4 separate regions of the Homo sapiens genome follow, and all the other regions are linked to region 4. The links are chromatin contacts, found by Hi-C or POLR2A ChIA-PET in ENCODE. All regions are on one chromosome and are shown on one strand. The core of a region is the stretch at or near the end of the contact, and the rest is flanking DNA. Distances in the headings are between cores, read along the strand shown. Region 1 holds the start of BLOC1S5-TXNDC5 (BLOC1S5-TXNDC5 readthrough (NMD candidate)). Region 2 holds the start of MRS2 (magnesium transporter MRS2). Region 3 has its middle 23 kb from the start of LINC02530. Region 4 holds the start of NUP153-AS1 (NUP153 antisense RNA 1).

Region 1 (3,959 bases), core at 319-2,818, 9.6 Mb after region 4:
ACTACTTCAAAGGCCGGCCATGAGGATTAAATGAATGCAAATTTGTAGACCACTTACAGTATTACCTGGCATGTAGCAAGTGCCATGTAAGTGTTTGTTAAACTGCAGTGCTATCCGAAGTTAGCACAGACTTCAGAGGTCAAAGCATGGTCCTCCTCAAGACTCCCCTTCAGACACCTGCCACAAGCTTTGGGGTTCCCAGGCCACCTGCACTTCTGACCAGCTGTCTCTGTCATATGCCCAGGGCCTGAGCACTGTCTGCTAGGGTGCCTCAGTTCTCACCCACGCAGCTTCTCTCTACACATGATGTTTCATTGCTATTCGCTTTACTCCCTCAGGTTTCACAGAATGACTCATAGAACTCAAGAAAGTGCTTTCCTTGCTATTACAGTTTTATTATAAAGGACACATATCAGGACCAGCCAAATGAAGAGATGTATAGGGCGAGATGTGGGAGATTTCCCAAATAGAAGCTTACGTGTCCTCAGGAACGCTTCCCCCTCCTGACACTTTGATGAATGATTATCGACCAGTAAGCTCACCTGAGCTTCCACATCCAGAGTACTCACTGGGGTTCCATTATGTAGGCATAGTTGGTTAAATCACTGGCCACATGGCTGAACTCAGTCTCCAGCCCCAATCTGCTCCCCAGAGGTGGGCCTGCTTATGTGACTCAAAGCCTAAGCCCTCATGGTTGGCCGGCCCTTCTGGTGTGGCCAGCCTCCATTCTGAAATCATCTTGGGCCCTCCATGAGCCATCTCATTAGCATAAACTCAGGTGTATTTCCAGAGGCCCACCATGAATAACAAAGACACTTCTATCACTTGGGAAATTCTAAGGATTGAGGGTACCTCCCAGGAACCAGAGTCAAAGTCCAGTCAAATTCTTTATTATACAACGTGAGTTTACTGACTTGAACAGAAAGAGGGAGCAAGAGAAGCATTCTAGGAAACAGGTGTCTAAAAAGAAAGGCAGGAATAGTCAGCCACACTCATGGCATAGTAGGGAAACAGCCCCCAGCTAATTGGCTTTGCTATACAGTAGTCCCCCCTTATCTGAGGTTTCACTTTCTGTGGTTTCATTACCCGCAGGACGGTACAATAAGATATTTTGGGAGAGAGACTACATTCACATAACTTTTATTAAATTGTTCTAATTGTTCATCTCTTACTGTGCCTAATTTATAAACTTTATCATATGTATATACAGGAAAAAACATAGTATATACATGGTTCAGTACTATATGCAGTTTCAGGAATCTACTGGGGGTCTTGGAATGTATTCTCAGCAGATATGGGAGGACAACTGTACTGGAATGCACCAGCTTTGAGCCAAATAACCAGGGCTCTGAGTTTAGCTCCAAAGTTCAAGCACCTTCCTATTCTAGCAGCATCCGCCCTGATCCAGCATGGCGGCAAGAGCTTCTGCCAGTTCACAGCCTGACTACACGGCAGGCGCCTTTCCGGAACCGCCCGCTGGGTAGATTAAATTTCTCCGGCGCCCTGTAATGACACACACACAAAAAAAACCCGGGCGCGCCTTGTAAGAGGGCGGCCGGGTTTGCGCAGGCGCAGCGTGGCCGCGGGTGGGCGGAACTGGTCGGGATGAGTGGCGGAGGGACAGAGACCCCTGTGGGTTGTGAGGCCGCCCCGGGCGGTGGCAGCAAGAAGAGGGACTCCCTGGGGACTGCGGGCTCAGCGCACCTCATTATCAAGGGTACGGAGTGTCAGGGCTATAGTTCCTGGTGGATCCCAGCACAGCCTCATCTCCCAGGCGGCGCCCTCTGACCCGGGCCGACCCCCGGGTCCCGGGCTGGCGCGCGTGCGTTTGTGCGGGTGGGGGAGTCGTGGTCGGTCCCCGCCTTTTTCCCCGCGCCAAATGCGTCCCACCACAACCAACCAGCCCAACTCTTCGTGTTTCCCCGCTTTCCTCTGTCGCAGCCTGAGCCATCAGGCCCGCCCCCGTCCATTCCGCAAGCTCAGGACCCCTGGGCGCAGAGCCTTTGGGCAGCCTCGCCACCGACGTGTAGTGGAAAGGGCATTGGACCTGGGAGGCGGGAGGCAGTCGCTTAGGAGTTGAGTGACTTCGGGTCACTGGCTTTACTCACTCTCCTACCCGATCTGTTCCTGGTCGTGCGAGGAGTAAGTGAGATACACTTACGAAGGCGCTCTATAGCACTGTAAAGAACCATTCACGTTCAGAAATGTCCATGTGTTCTGTGTGCTTTGAGCTGGGAGAAGGTTACAACCTAGATTCTCACAGAATCTGCTTTAGGTTTGACTCCTAAAGCTCACAACGCTGTTTGCTGCGTGAAAGTCTTTGACAGTTGAGTTGTAGTGCTTTATATATACCAGATATAAAGTGCTTATATACAGTGCTTGTATTATTTTTTCTACTTGACATGCTTAAGAAGATATGTACTAATAAAATTCATTAAAATAGAGAATTGAAACCTGCCCATCGTATGTCTGCAAAAATGAAAAATTTGGGGAACATTGCCAGTGAATGAATATGAATAATACATTGTCTTAGATTTAATTTCTCAAGGAATTTTGAGACTTACATTTTAAACTACATAGTTGTAACTAAGAAGAATAATAAACTGACTCACCAAAAGACTTAAATTCAGACCTTTTCTTAATGACTTTTTCAGACTTATGAAAAAGAGACTTACAATGAACATTCACCACCCACCTTAATAAATAAATTACTAAAAGCCCCACTGTGTCTTGCTCTAATTGCACTAGTTCCCCTCCCTCGTCTCAAGGTAGCCACTATCCAGAATTTGGTGTTTATTATTCTTGTGCATTTCTTTATAGTTTTGTTGCTTCTGTCTATATCCCAAAAGGAAATATTTTGAATATTTTAAAGTTTTATGTAAATTGCTTTAATCCTTCTGAAACTTGCTTTTTTATTATATTTATTATAAAATACGTATTATTTTTTATATTTATGTTGATAAGTGTAACTCTGATGTATTTATTTTTACTTGGTGATTGATAGAATTCCATTGTATGAGTATGGTTAAGGTGTTTTGCGTTTTTTCTTTTGATATTACACCTATGCTGTAATAAATATGTATAAATGGCCTTACTCATTTGTGCAAGAGTTTTCCAGGGTACATACCTAGGCATGAAAATGCTAGGTATACATGTCTGCAACTTTATTGAATACTGAAAGATTGTTCTCAAAAGTAGTTGTATCAGTGTACACATCCACTGGCAGTGGATGAGATTTCTTCTTAGTCCATAGTCTAAACTGGATTTTAACCTTCATCTCTTAGTGGGGAAGGGAGAGAGTAAAACAAGCTAGAGATTATGCCATTTAGCATGGATTAACCCTGAATTTCATTTTATCTTTATAGATCTTGGAGAAATTCATTCAAGGCTTTTGGATCACAGACCAGTTATTCAAGGTGAAACTCGTTATTTTGTAAAAGAATTTGAAGTGAGTATTTAAACTTATTTTATAAAAGTACTTCCCTAATTGTTAGTGTGTTATTATACAGAAGAGAAATTCCCCAGTTTTAAAATCGGATTTTAGTTCATGTGTTCATAAAATATACAAAGTAAAAATGATGAAGACGTAAAAATTGTTGTTTTTAATGGGATAAGTTCCATACTAAACAGCAGGATACATAAGTTCTGGTGCCTGCTCTAGGGTATTTAATGTCTGTTGATCTGAGGTTTTTTTAATCTATAAAATGAGATATAGTGGGGGAAAAAAAGGGATTTTAGAGATTGATGGGTCTGAGTTTTTCAGACTCATTTTCTGTAATTTTTTCCTCAATTGAGACATCACCAATTATGCAAGCAGTCAAATTAAAACTTAAGGATTATCCTTGGCTATTTCCTTTCTTACAGGTTCCACATTCAGTGACCCCATCTTTTAGACGTTACCTAGATGTTTACCTCATAAATGTCGATTCTTTCTGACAGGTTTGCCTGCTTTATCAACG
Region 2 (4,088 bases), core at 64-2,563, 6.7 Mb before region 4:
AAGTTTCCTCCAACTTGCTGAAACTGGATTCCCAAGCATTATCAATTGAGGGTGCAGAGCATGTAACCCAACTTAGCCTCTCCAATAAGTGGAGAATGAGGTGCTGACGAGGAGTTACTTTGGGAGGCTTTTGAGAGCACAATTGAGAAAACATATTTGAGGACACTGCTATGTTCTTAATAAAGTCATTCATTTCAATACCTTTTATTCCTCAAATATTTGCACTCACATTTGTGAAAATCTTAACTTTTCACCATGCTTCAACATTTGGTGAAAAAATAAACAGCAAATAAGATTTTTTTTTCTCAATCCGATCTCCCTGGCTGTTTACTTATAGAGTACTGTAGTTGAAAGTAAGTCGTTCTCAGAAACAACTCAGTCTTTAGCCTCACTTCTAGGTGCGTCCCCAATCTCCGTGCAACTGGACAACTGTATAAATGTGTCCATAACGAAGAAACAGAAAACAGGGAAGTATTAATTTATACTTATGACTTCCGAACAGATGAAATCCTTGTTTAAAAACACCTCTCGGCCAGGTGTGGTGGCTCACGCCTGTAATCCCAGCGCTTTGCGAGGCTAATGCGTTAGGATGGCTCGAGGCAAGGAGTTTGAGTCCAGCCTGGGCAACATAGTAAGACCCTGTCTCAAAAACAACACAGAAAAAACCTCTTACAAGAGCACTTAAGCGGGTGTTAACTAACGTGATCACGGTCTGTAAACGATTCCTAGGTTGTTCCTATGGTTACATAATCTGCAGCAAGGGCGGTGGAGGAGAAGGCAGAGGGTTGGCCGCTGGGACCCCGGCAGGGCACAGCGCACATAGCAAGGTCGCATTCTGAGCGAGTGGGACGCAGCTCGGCCCGCGGGCCTGTGCAAGCTCACAGGACACGCGGGAGGCCGAGGCCTGCGGAGGGCGCGGAGCAACAGGCGCGCCGCGCCGGACGGCTGGGGCAGCAGTCTAAGGTCACTGCAAGACCAGCGTCCCAAGGCTGTTGCCGGGGAAGGGCAGTACCTGCCACGCGGAGCCGGTCGGGCCCGCAAAGCTGCGCCGCTCGGCTCCTTCCAATCAGGTTGGCTCGGCGGCCGCAGGCAGCAACGGGAGGACCCACAGAGGTCACGTCCAAGGCCAGGGCACACAGCGTCCGCCGGGGAAGTCTCATCGCGCGGGGCAGGAGGCAGGGTAAACTGCGCAGGCATTCCATGGTGCTGGAGCAAGAAGCAGGCAGCAGCCAGACCCCAGACCTTCATGCCGGACGCTGGCTGCTCAGGCCGCAGCTCTGACCTGTCGCTACCGCCCGACCTGCAGACTCTGTGCACCAGGCATGCGCGGGGCGTGCCGCGCCTGCGTGCTACTTCCCCACGCATGCTCGGAAGGTACCTGTGGGCGAGCCTGTTAAGTCCACAGCCAATAGACGTTTGCTTGCCTACCTGTACCTGCACCTGTACCTAAGTGAGGGGGCAGGCGGGCTGGGAGATGGGTGGAGCACGTTTACCTGCACTAAGTGAGCTGTCCAACCTAGGTTCTTGGGCGCTTGGAGTGTCATGGTTTTGTAGTTTGTGGAGAATTTTCATACCTATGAAAATTGCAGTTTGGAAATGAGCAGGTTACCCATTCCCACATCATTTAATTTATATTTAAATTTAACGTGGTGTAGGGAGCAAGAGGGAAAGCTCCTACTTTTGCCCTCTGAAAGTTGCTGGAATGAACTAAGTAGACAGATTAGCAGGAGAAAAAGGCATACAAAATTTGCTTAACGTGCATAGGGAAAAATCACAGAAGAGTGATTACTCAATAACTCAATTAAGGTCCAGATGCTTGTATACCCTTCTTTGTTGAGTAGAGGGAGATAGGTATGAATGGGCCCGAAAGCCAGACAGTGGTTTGCAAATGATTCTCCTTGGACATTCAGTGGGACAGAAGTACAAACAATCGCTTGTGGACAAGCTGTGAAACTTCACTCTGAACAAAAATTGTCCTATTATACAGGTAAAGTTTCCCAGGTAATCTCTTGGAGCTACCCTCAGAAGTATCTATGAAAAGTCTCAGTGTGGCTATGACTTTCAGTTTTTGTCTCTTCTCTGGGTGATTAATCTCTTCTGATTATTTAATGCGATTCCTAAGGAACGGGTTTTAAGACAATTGCATTTCTTTGGAAAAGAGTTTTCTCTGTCAGATAAGGAAATTCCTTATCTGGCTGTGCAGGAAAAGAGAGCCCCTTCAGGTGCTTGGAAAAAGTAAGAGTATCAGAGAGACAAAAGGAAGGGGGAAGGTGAGAGAGAGAGGCCTTGATTTTTAGGCTTCTTTCTGAGACCCTTTTAATTTCCTTTAATTCAAAGACTCAACATGCCACCGGGCGTGGTGCCTCATGCCTGTAATCCAGCACTTTGGGAGCCAAGCACTTTGGGAGGCCAATGTTGTGGACCACTTGAGGTTAGGAGTTCAGGACCAGCCTGGCCAACATGGCAAAACCCGTCTCTACTAAAAATACAAAAATTAGCCGGGTGTGGTTGCAGGTGCCTGTAATCCCAGCTACTTGTAAGGCTGAGGCATAAGAATTGCTGGAATCCAGGAGGTGGAGGTTGCAGCGAGCCCAGATCATGCCATTGCATTCCAGCCTGTACTGCATTCCAGCCTGTACGACAGAGTGAGACTCCCATCTCAAAACAAACAAACCCCAAAGACTCAGCATGCCAAAACATCATATTTTGGGGTATTATGGTTTGAGCCCCAGTAGTGGCAAAAATAATCAACTGTCATATGGAATGATGTCATGTATTAAACTTTTGCTATAAAGAATGAGGAGCACAGACACATAAGATTTCTATTCCATATTTAATAAAATGTAAGATAGCATCAATTTTAAGGTACCATTATTTTATGTACCACCAAGAAAGAAAAAAAAACTGATAAGTTATGCTTTCTAAACATGTAGATTGAAAGACATATCTCAATTCCAGTCTTTAAAATATGAAAAAAGTCTTAGGTTAAATACAGTATGTATGCATATTTTAAAAATATGAGTTAATAAATTTATTGTCCCTTCCACAGTAGTAATACAAGGCAGACACAAGTTCCACAGACTTCCTTTCAATATCTATGTATGGACACAAAGCTAAGGAGACAGAGATAGAAACATTTTATTCTGCAGGGTACTGGGACTGGGGATGGAGTAGGAGGGCAGTGCACAAAGAGAAGCCTTCACAGAAGAGAGGATGTTTGACTTGATAATGTGGGGAAAAGAAAGAGAGATCAGATTGTTACTGTGTCTGTGTAGAAAGAAGTAGACATAAGAGACTCCATTTTGTTCTGTACTAAGAACAATTCTTCTGCCTTGAGATGCTGTTAATCTGTAACCCTACCCCCAACCCTGTGCTCCCTGAAACATGTGCTATGTCACCTCAGAGTTAAATGATTAAGGGCTGTGCAGGATGTGCTTTGTTAAACAAATGCTCGAAGGCAGCATGCTTGTTAAGAGTCATCACCACTCCCTAATCTCAAGTACCCAGAGACACAAAACACTGCAGAAGGTCGCAGGGACCTCTGCCTGGGAAAGCCAGGTATTGTCCAAGGTTTCTCCCCATGTGATAGTCTGAAATATGGCCTCGTGGGAGGGGAAAGACCTGACCGTCCCCCAGCCCGACACCCGTAAAGGGTCTGTGCTGAGGAGGATTAGTGAAAGAGGAAGGAACGCCTCTTTGCATTTGAGATAAGAGTAAGGCATCTGTCTCCTGCTTGTCCCTGGGCAATGGAATGTCTCAGTGTAAAGCCCGATTGTATATTCCATCTACTGAGATAGGGGAAAACCGCCGTAGGGCTGGAGGTGGGACATGCTGGCAGCAATACTGCTCTTTAAGGCATTGAGATGTTTATGTATATGCACATCAAAAGCACAGCACTTTTTTCTTTACCTTGTTTATGATGCAGAGACATTTGTTCACGTGTTTACCTGCTGACCTTCTCTCCACTATCATCCTATTGTCCTGCCACATCCCCCTCTCCAGGAAACACCTGATAATGATCAATAAATACTAGGGGAACTCAGAGGCCGGTGCCGGCGCGGGTCCTCTGTATGCTGAGCGCCAGTCCC
Region 3 (4,400 bases), core at 576-3,075, 5.1 Mb after region 4:
TCTCTTTGAAGCTTTGAAACTTTGTATGTATTCTCTTTATCCAGCATAAAATGCTTTTTGAGGTAAAATAAAATATTTTCTGCAGCTTGTTTGGGCTCTGGGCAAGATAGCTGAAAAGTTAATAATATTTATACAGTGACTTACATGAAAAGATGCTTTATAGATGTTTGCAAAAGTAAATCAACTTACAGATCCGGTAGGAAACTTTGTTCAGTAGATTTGAAATTTCTGATTTATTGTTGCAAATCTATGAGGTGATGTGCTTGGAACAAGCCCCGGAGCACTGATCTGTGCAGCTGCTATGCCAAGGCATGGAGGGCTTAGCGCTGAATCTTACAGATGCACCAATTCTGCCAAAACATATGGGAGGAACTCACTTCAGCTCTTGCTTAAAAGATAACAACACTTTTGGATCAATGGCAATAATGCCAAATTAACACAAAAATCCTTAATTGTGTGTTTCTGATGAATGATTAGTCTCCTAATTCAAAAAGGCAGTGAAACAACCTCCAATTAAAAGTAATGTACTTTACTTAGATTGAATAATAGACAGCATTCTCAATATTCCAACTTGGCATGTAGCAAAGGGGTGATGGAAATTCGTATTTGCCAAGACTGCATGGCAGTTCAGAAAGTTGATTTTAAGCAGGATGATTTCAGAATAATACTTTCCCCATGAGCACTACTTTTTACAGAACCTCTTATGAAAGGGCCTTTCAAAAACATATCTGAGATGAGACAGACTATGGTAGAGTGACTTCAGTTTAGGACAGCTCTACCTTCACAAAGACTTAACAAAGCTCAACTCCTGTAACGCCCTTTATAATGTTTAAAGATGTGCTGTAGGTACTTTTTTGCATATTATCTCTAGTTCCTCACACAATACAATTAGGTATTGTATTGCAAATGAGATTTTATACTCATTTTACAATGAAGAAGTTCAGACTCATTAAAAAATTGTAGAAACCATCCACCTGGTAAGTAGACTTTGGAGGATTCAAACCTAGGTTTGTTTATCAGCAAAGCCTGAGTTCCCCCAACCACCCCCGCCCCCCGGCACAGCACACTGCTTCCCTGGTTCAAGGGCACCATAAAACTTACTACAGTGGAAGGAAATTCCAGAGTTTAAGCTATTGTCAAGGTAAGTCATATATGTGGTCTTCCATTGGTCATCTTGACAAGCTGTGAACAGCTTCATAGATATTTCCTGTTGTTTCTCTATGGTAAACCTTGACTGGCAGGTTTATAATTAGTCTTTCTGTCCAACCCCATTTCTCTTCTCCAGTGAAAGGTTTAGCTATGACACTAAGTCCCTTTTCAGTGAAACAAGGAATATGGTCACTTCTAGTTTGATTTATGCAGGACAATCGGAAAGATTGGGCAAAAGCTGGCTTTGGCTTTCTTTGTTTAGGCTATCTTTGGTTGAGAAAGTGGAAGGGAAAGTTCAAAGATCCAGAAATGGTAAGAAGAAACAAGAAAGCCATCAAGTTTGGTTTATTTTCTCAAGTTGATTATTTATGGCTAGTAGTCCACAGATGAAGAATTTTAATGATCGAAACCTAGAAATATGTGTTGTGCTATTTTGAGCCTGTTTCTTTAAAATGTAAGACTGCTAGAGGTATGAAGAGAAACTTTTGTTGTTTAAAAATAGCATTCGATATTGACAATCTTTTCAAAGTTGCTCATAATCACCATTTAACTGAGTGGATTTTATTTCTGGATACCAAAAGATATGATGATGCTTTTGTTTCTTTTTTTGTTCCTCTTTTTGCAGATAAAGCACACCCTGTCTACATGCACTTTCATTATGCTCTGTTGCAGGAAATTAGCTAACATTTGTGGAATGTGTCATCTTTTACTGCTCAAGGGTTTTGTTTTTCATCCTTTTACAGAAAGGATTGTTCTTAGCACCTTACCAAGAGCGCATCAATATAGTCACGCCACAACTGATGGGTATTGTCTGTTATTTTCATAAAACAGTGTGCAAAAGGCTTCTCAGCCTTCTTTACATAATACAGCGAGTGTCAATAAACAGAGTTTTGTTTTTTTTTTTCCAACAAGCATAGACATTTTATTGGCCAGGTGCGGTGATTCATGCCTGTAATCCAAGTGTTTTGACAGGAGGATGGTTTGAGGCCAGGAGTTTGAGACCAGCCTGGGCAACATAATGAGACTCATCTCTATGGAAAAAAAAAGTAAAAAGTAAAAAATTAGCTGGGTGTGTCTCACGTGCCTGTGACCCAAACTACTCGGGAGGCTGAGGCAGACAGCTTGAGCCCAGGAGTTTGAGGTTACAGTGAGCTATGATTGTGCCACTGTACTCCAGTCTGGATGATGGAGTGAGACTCTGTCTCTAAAAAACAAAAAATAGACATTTTATTATCATCAGGCTTACTATGAAGACTAACAATTGGTAACTGAAGTTCTGCACTGAAAATTTATATTTTAAGATGGTTTTTTTCACAAAAGGAGCTTTTCTTTGTCTAATATTTAAGTCAAGATTCTTGTTCCTGGCTTCAGTATCTCTGCAGTATGTTCATATATTTATTCCTCTGTGTGTGTGTCTCTGTGTGTGTGTGTGTGTGTGTACATATGCATATACACATATATACTCATACCTGCATGCAGGTTCCATTGCTGTTTATCATGTAGGAATTTTTTTCTCATCAGTGACATAGGTTTAGTGACCCATCTTCATTAACTATATCACGAACATTCAGGGACACAACAAAACTAACACTATCAGAATAAATTATTCATCCAAAATCCAGTTTTCCTTCTGGTAACCAAGTACTTAATGATCAGAACAGAGAAAGGCTAAACTTAATAAATGAGACTATTTAAATGAAAATATTCAGGATTGTAAAGGTAAAGATAAATGTTATGTTTGCTGTATTTACAGCTCCTTTGTATGATGCTGTAGCATTTAAAGCCCAATATCCATGTAGGAAATGATGAAGAAGATTGGCAATCAATTGGGAAATTGAATGGGGATGGGTAAACTTTACAGCTGTGGGTTTTAACCAAACCCAATGGTTGTTTTACTACCAGAAGAGTGATTCTGTGGCATATATTTCTTGCAGAAAAGAAAGAGGAGGGATAAACATGTGAGTGCATGTGTCTGCGTATGACAGGGACAGAGAATAAGGAAGCATAAGAATTTTGAGATAATCAGTAGGGAGGGAAAGGGAGAGATGAGCAGGGAGGGAGATGTTAGACTGGCTGTCACAGTGAGGCTGATATTTTTAATTTCTCTTTTTTATTCCCTGTGCTCATTTTGGCTCCAAGTCGCTGAGGCCGTTTCTTCATGAGTTTTAGTATTCTAGTCTAGTGAGACACACAGGGAGACGAGCAAACAAGACTTCAGTGTGAGCCCATCGATTGCTGAAGGGACCCTCGTCTGGCAACATCATTCCTGCATTTTGAGGTCAGCAGTTCTCAGGAAGCTAGGCTGGCTCAGTGCTTGGGATCTGCAGTGGAAGCTGACGCTCCCCACCAATCATCCAGTGAGCACAGGCAATTCTATCTTCCCACTGCTCTAATGATAATGCATTCCTTCCCTTTGAAACACTTAATTTTCAGATTTTGATAACTTCTGCCCACCTTAACTCCTATCAATCAGACTTTATGTAACAGCACTGTGTTTGGTTCCTGAAATGAAATATATTCTTCAGAACAGCTATAAGTGGAACAGGCTCAGAAAGAAGAGTGGATGTCAAATACTGTTTGTCATATCCTAGTAAGAAGTAGACTTTCATATGTAACACATGATCCCAGTGTAGCTTGATATAAATGGAAGATTTAAGTGAAAGAGGTCTATAATTTTGTTGGCAAAATAAAGAGAAATTTCCCTTATGCTAAGACCAAGTAGCCAAAAGTATCTCTGAAAATGGTAGACCTAATTCAATGAAAATCCCTCTGAAATTCTACCAGAGCTTTCGTGATTGTGTTAGTGAAACTCATCAGGTAAGGCTGGAGCTATGAGGATTCTCATCATTAACTTAATGGGGTTTGAGACTCAGATGCTTGAAAATGTGTAAGGTGGTTTGCTGATTTAATGTGAAACCGGAACTGTTGCCACCAGCCGCTCCTACCCACCCCATGTCCTGCCATTCCCATTGTAAGACATGTGTTAATGAGAACTGAATATCATGTGATGGCATCATTGGATCAGTTTGGGAGCCATTATCATACCACCCATGTGTGCTTGCTTTTGCCGTTATGTATTTTCTGGTGAGCAGTTGGAGTTCTTCCTTCAGTTACGAAGTGTGAGTTAATAGATGACACTCTATCCTAGACACTAGGTGGCGGCAGACTGCTGAGATAAACCATTACCCAAGGGACCGAGAGGCTCAAACCTGTTCCCCAATACTCAAAAGGCAGATGAAAATGGCAGGTGG
Region 4 (3,859 bases), core at 193-2,692:
TGTAATCCCAGCTACTCGGGAGGCTGAGGCAGGAGAATCGCTTGAACCCAGGAGGTGGAGGTTGCTGAGATTGCGCCATTGCACTCCAGCCTGGGCAAAACAAGAGGAAAAAACTTCGTCTCAAAAAAAAAAAAAAAAGAAAGAAACAGGATCAGTAACTTCCCCAAGGCTACACAGCTAGTAAGTGGGAGATTTATAGTAAATAGGCTGGGCGTGGCGGCTCACACGGGTAATCCCAGCACTTTGGGAGGCCAAGGCGGGTGGATCACTTGAGGTCAGGAGTTCAAGGCCAGCCTGGCCAACATGGCGAAACCCCATCTCTACTAAAAATACACAAATCAGCTGGGCGTGGTGGTGCACGCCTGTAGTCCCAGCTACTTAGGAAGCCGAGGCAGGAGAATAGCTTGAACCTGGGAGGCAAAGGGTGCAGTGAGCCAAGATCGCGCCACTGCACTCCAGCCTGGGCGACAGGGCAAGACTCTGTCTCTCAGAAAAAAAGAAAGAAAGAAAGAAAGAAAAAAAAAGATTTATAGTAAGTCTAAGATTTTTCACAACATATTTTTCCTCCCTAATCATTTGGCTATTTGTCTTTAGCTCTTACAGAAAAGTTGGGTTATAGTCCTGGCTTTGATTACCCATCTCAGTGTCATTGATTGTGCCACCTAAATTTCTCTGGACATCTTGTCTGGTTGGTTGAATGAGAGGGTTGGACTATGTGATCACCAGGACCTTTCTAATCGTCAACTCCTAGAATATACATTTTGTGGATTCAGTCTTTGAGTCTAGCTCACTTACTCAGTTTCCTAAATATTTGGAGCAAATATAGTATACTTTTATTGTTAAGGATATATCACTTACCCCTAATGTTAGCTGACTGCATGGGTTATAATTGTAATCATTCATCGCATTTTTCGTCTATTAGCAAATATACATGCTCTCCATAGATGATCACGTCTGCTCCTCACAACAGCTTTATAAGGTGGATTTTAAAGCTCCCATTTTATGGAGGAGGAAGCTAAGGCTCAGACGGTTTTGATTCATCCAAGGTCAAATAGGTTGGGTGGCAGAACCAGAATTCCAGCCCCGTGTGTCTGCAACAAAACCTTTATATGTTTAAAGAAACATTAATGAAGCCGTATATATTTTCTAATTCTAAGGATCATGGACTTTATTTTTCAACCACAGATTTTTTTTTCCTCCTTCTTAAATCATTAGCTCTTGTCTTTGATTTTACTGTCTGCTTACTTCCTGCCTACTTAACCAACCGACAGGGAGAAGGAGAATGGGAAGAGGTTACTGTTTTTATGTTAAGTGTCTTTTCAAAGTCTAATTTACAGCCAAGAACAGCAAAAGTACCCCTTGGCTTTGTGCCTCTGCGGCGCCCCGGAGATCTCCTTCCCCGTCCCTCTTCCTTTCCGAGAAGCCGCGTTCCGTTGTTGAACTACGTTTCCCAGCGTGCCGCGCGGCCGAGAGCGTGGACTCGACCAGCCCTTCCTCTTTGCCTATCAGCTCGTCGCAGCATGATGATGCAAATGCGTCGGGCGCCGATGAGTGACGACATTCTGGCTCGCGACCGCGGCAGCCGCCTTAGCAGGGGTAATAGGCGCAACGGCGGCGGAGGCTGCAGGGACGACGACGACGACGGCGGCGGGGCGGGCGCTGTGCGCACAGGGGAGGGGTAGGCGGGCGTCGCCAGCGGCTTCAACTGCGGCAGCTACGGCTAGGGCGACGGAAGAACTCCCACCAGTCGGCGGTCGAGTTAGGCCTCAGCACCGCGGGGAACTGTTCGTGCTGTCCTCTGCGGGAGATCTCCATAGAGACCGTGACACACACAGAGGCGGGGGTCCGCAGAGGCGGCCGGACCGGAGCCTCCTCGGCCTCTGCGGCCGCCACCCCCTTCCCCGCTGCCAGCACTCACCCTCTCTCCGCTCCTGCTCGCAACCTCGCGGTTCCTGGGGTGCTTGTGCCCACTGTGTGGACAGCGCGGGCGGACTTTTGGGCCGGGGCCGGGCGGCGGGGGAGGCTCTCTAAGGCCTCCGCCTCTGCCTCTCCCGCCCCCTTACCCGCCCCGGAGCGGGAAGCGGCGGAGGCTCCGCCATGGCCTCGGGAGCCGGAGGAGTCGGAGGGGGCGGTGGCGGCAAGATCCGGACGCGGCGTTGCCACCAGGGGCCAATTAAGCCTTACCAGCAGGGGCGACAACAGCATCAGGTATGGGACCCCGACGCCGCGGTGGCCTGGCGGGTGGGGAAACTCGGCTGGAGGGGACGGGCGGTTCGAGGCCCCGGCGCCCCACGTGGAGCAGACAGGAGGGCCTGAGGAAAGGCCCGAGTGAGGCTCCGGGGGAGCTCAGGCCGTTGGGGGTGGCGACGGGAAGTGGGCTGAGACAGGCCCAGCCTTGCGGCGCACACGTGTGGTTTGGGCCGCCTTTCCCCCAACTCTCTGGGTCAGGGGCTTTCCCAGGCAGGCTCTGGGCGGGAAAAGAAATTGTAGGCCCATGATGCGCGCGTTTCTTTATTTTTTGGCGGGGATTTGGAATTTGAGGGTATTACTCATGTTCTCTCGAGGGAGAAAGGAAAAGATGTGGTTGATGGCCCTTATACTTGCTGTTTTCTGGTGTCCCTTCTTTAGTGTGTTTGAGGAGGGGGGGCTGCCCCTTGGAATCTTAACTCTGGGGCAGACGGGGAGTTGTGGGGGGCGCTGTTACATGGAAAGTGGAATAACTTAGTCTCAGCCTATGAGTTAATTCTCGGTTTCCCCTGCCTGTGGCCCTCCTCGTCTTGAGAGCATTGGCTTAGATTTTATTAACCAGGTTATAGTTAACCGTGGCACTGGGGCATTTTGAAAGTCCCTCTCCACCCTTACGTCTTTTCTCTGCTGCGCGACTCCCCTCCCCCCCCCCAACACCGCCACCCCCGCCTTTATTTTGGAGGCTGGAATTGGCCATTCTCCACAGTTGACCGGGACTCCAGCTCTGATCTCATACACAAAATATTTTAATATTATGAGGCGTATTCTAGAAGTATAGTTACTTTTGACACTCCAGGAATGTTGGTGGTCTTATAGTTTAGCCACTGTATGAACTCCTGGATGTTTAAAATTATAAAAAAGGATTATCCTAATTGTAAATGAGATAGTTGATTCTGAGAAAATTCCATTTTTAAAATATTGATTGTTAGAAGTATTGAATAGGAAAATGTTAACTTATTTTAATAAAGCCACTTATCAGTGATACTGAGGTGGGAAGTGTGTGTCTTAAATTTGTTGAAAAACAAAAGTGTAGCAAAAGGATCTGATAACTTGTTGCCTACTGTTAAAGGTAGACTTCCTAGATTACTTTATTCTGGATGCTAATAAAGATTACACACTTTCACATGGTTGATGTTGTTAAATTGTGTCATTATCAACAGATTTTTAAAAGTAAAGATTTGGGTCGGGCGCGTTGGCTCACGCCTGTAATCCCAGCACTTTGGGAGGCCGAGGCGGGTGGATCACCGAGGTCAGGAGATCCAGACCATCCAGAGACGGTGAAACCCCGTCCCTACTAACAAATACAAAAAATTAGCCGGGCGTGGTGGCAGGCGCCTGTAGTCCCAGCTACTTGGGAGGCTGAGGCAGGAGAATGGCTTGAACCCGGGAGGCGGAGCTTGCCGTGAGCAGAGATCTTGCCCCTGCACTCCAGCCTGGGCGACAGAGCGAGACTCTTGTCTCGAAGAAAAAAAAAAAAAGTAAAGATTTGAGGAATTTTTTTTTTTTTGTCTTCTAGTTTTCTTAAATGTTTTTTATTTTGAGGGAAATGTTTGAGTAGTAAAAATTGTGGTTCAGGTATTTTCAGTCGTTCTCTACTGATGGTTAGGTTTGG

What was found. A loop is a pair of places that touch in the nucleus more often than their neighbours do. ChIA-PET counts read pairs that join two places held with the same protein, here RNA polymerase II (POLR2A). Pooled maps may share reads with other maps.
Region 1: a pooled map shows a loop between it and region 4 (12-fold over the local background). The contact joins the promoter of BLOC1S5-TXNDC5 here to the promoter of NUP153-AS1 in region 4. A Hi-C loop is called at or near these places in 2 of 50 pooled maps.
Region 2: a pooled map shows a loop between it and region 4 (4-fold over the local background). The contact joins the promoter of MRS2 here to the promoter of NUP153-AS1 in region 4. A Hi-C loop is called at or near these places in 5 of 50 pooled maps. POLR2A ChIA-PET finds 5 or more read pairs at or near these places in 2 of 52 experiments (GM12878 and activated naive CD4-positive, alpha-beta T cell).
Region 3: a map with no recorded cell type shows a loop between it and region 4 (17-fold over the local background). The contact joins the enhancer-like site here to the promoter of NUP153-AS1 in region 4. A Hi-C loop is called at or near these places in 2 of 37 single-sample maps with no recorded cell type and 1 of 50 pooled maps.

Annotation. Positions count from the first base shown.
Region 1 is chr6:8,062,023-8,065,981 of GRCh38, reverse strand. It overlaps BLOC1S5-TXNDC5 (BLOC1S5-TXNDC5 readthrough (NMD candidate)), which reads left to right and starts at 1,568. Exons shown (of 13, transcript NR_037616.1): 1 at 1,568-1,717; 2 at 3,366-3,448. BLOC1S5 (biogenesis of lysosomal organelles complex 1 subunit 5) reads left to right here and starts at 1,593. Exons shown (of 5, transcript NM_201280.3): 1 at 1,593-1,717; 2 at 3,366-3,448. The coding sequence starts at 1,606. It overlaps EEF1E1-BLOC1S5 (EEF1E1-BLOC1S5 readthrough (NMD candidate)), which reads left to right. Exons shown (of 7, transcript NR_037618.1): 4 at 3,366-3,448. RefSeq lists enhancers at 10-159, 170-269, 1,960-2,149, 1,759-2,385.
Region 2 is chr6:24,400,161-24,404,248 of GRCh38, reverse strand. It overlaps MRS2 (magnesium transporter MRS2), which reads right to left and starts at 1,313. Exons shown (of 11, transcript NM_020662.4): 1 at 1,013-1,313. The coding sequence starts at 1,202. RefSeq lists enhancers at 1-676, 2,885-3,620, 3,621-4,088 and silencers at 2,434-2,728, 3,614-3,908.
Region 3 is chr6:12,605,881-12,610,280 of GRCh38, reverse strand. No RefSeq gene overlaps it. Among named protein-coding and RNA genes, the nearest start is that of LINC02530, 23 kb to the right of the region's middle. RefSeq lists an enhancer at 1,672-1,791 and a silencer at 4,190-4,400. Within about 2 kb of position 1,825, at least 3 of the 41 ENCODE cell types and tissues checked have a DNase peak (open chromatin) inside an H3K27ac peak, as active enhancers do.
Region 4 is chr6:17,704,626-17,708,484 of GRCh38, reverse strand. NUP153-AS1 (NUP153 antisense RNA 1) reads right to left here and starts at 1,442. Exons shown (of 3, transcript NR_134618.1): 1 at 1,357-1,442; 2 at 859-1,091. NUP153 (nucleoporin 153) reads left to right here and starts at 1,560. Exons shown (of 22, transcript NM_005124.4): 1 at 1,560-2,208. The coding sequence starts at 2,098. RefSeq lists enhancers at 1,369-1,638, 1,448-2,142 and silencers at 1,729-2,238, 3,570-3,729.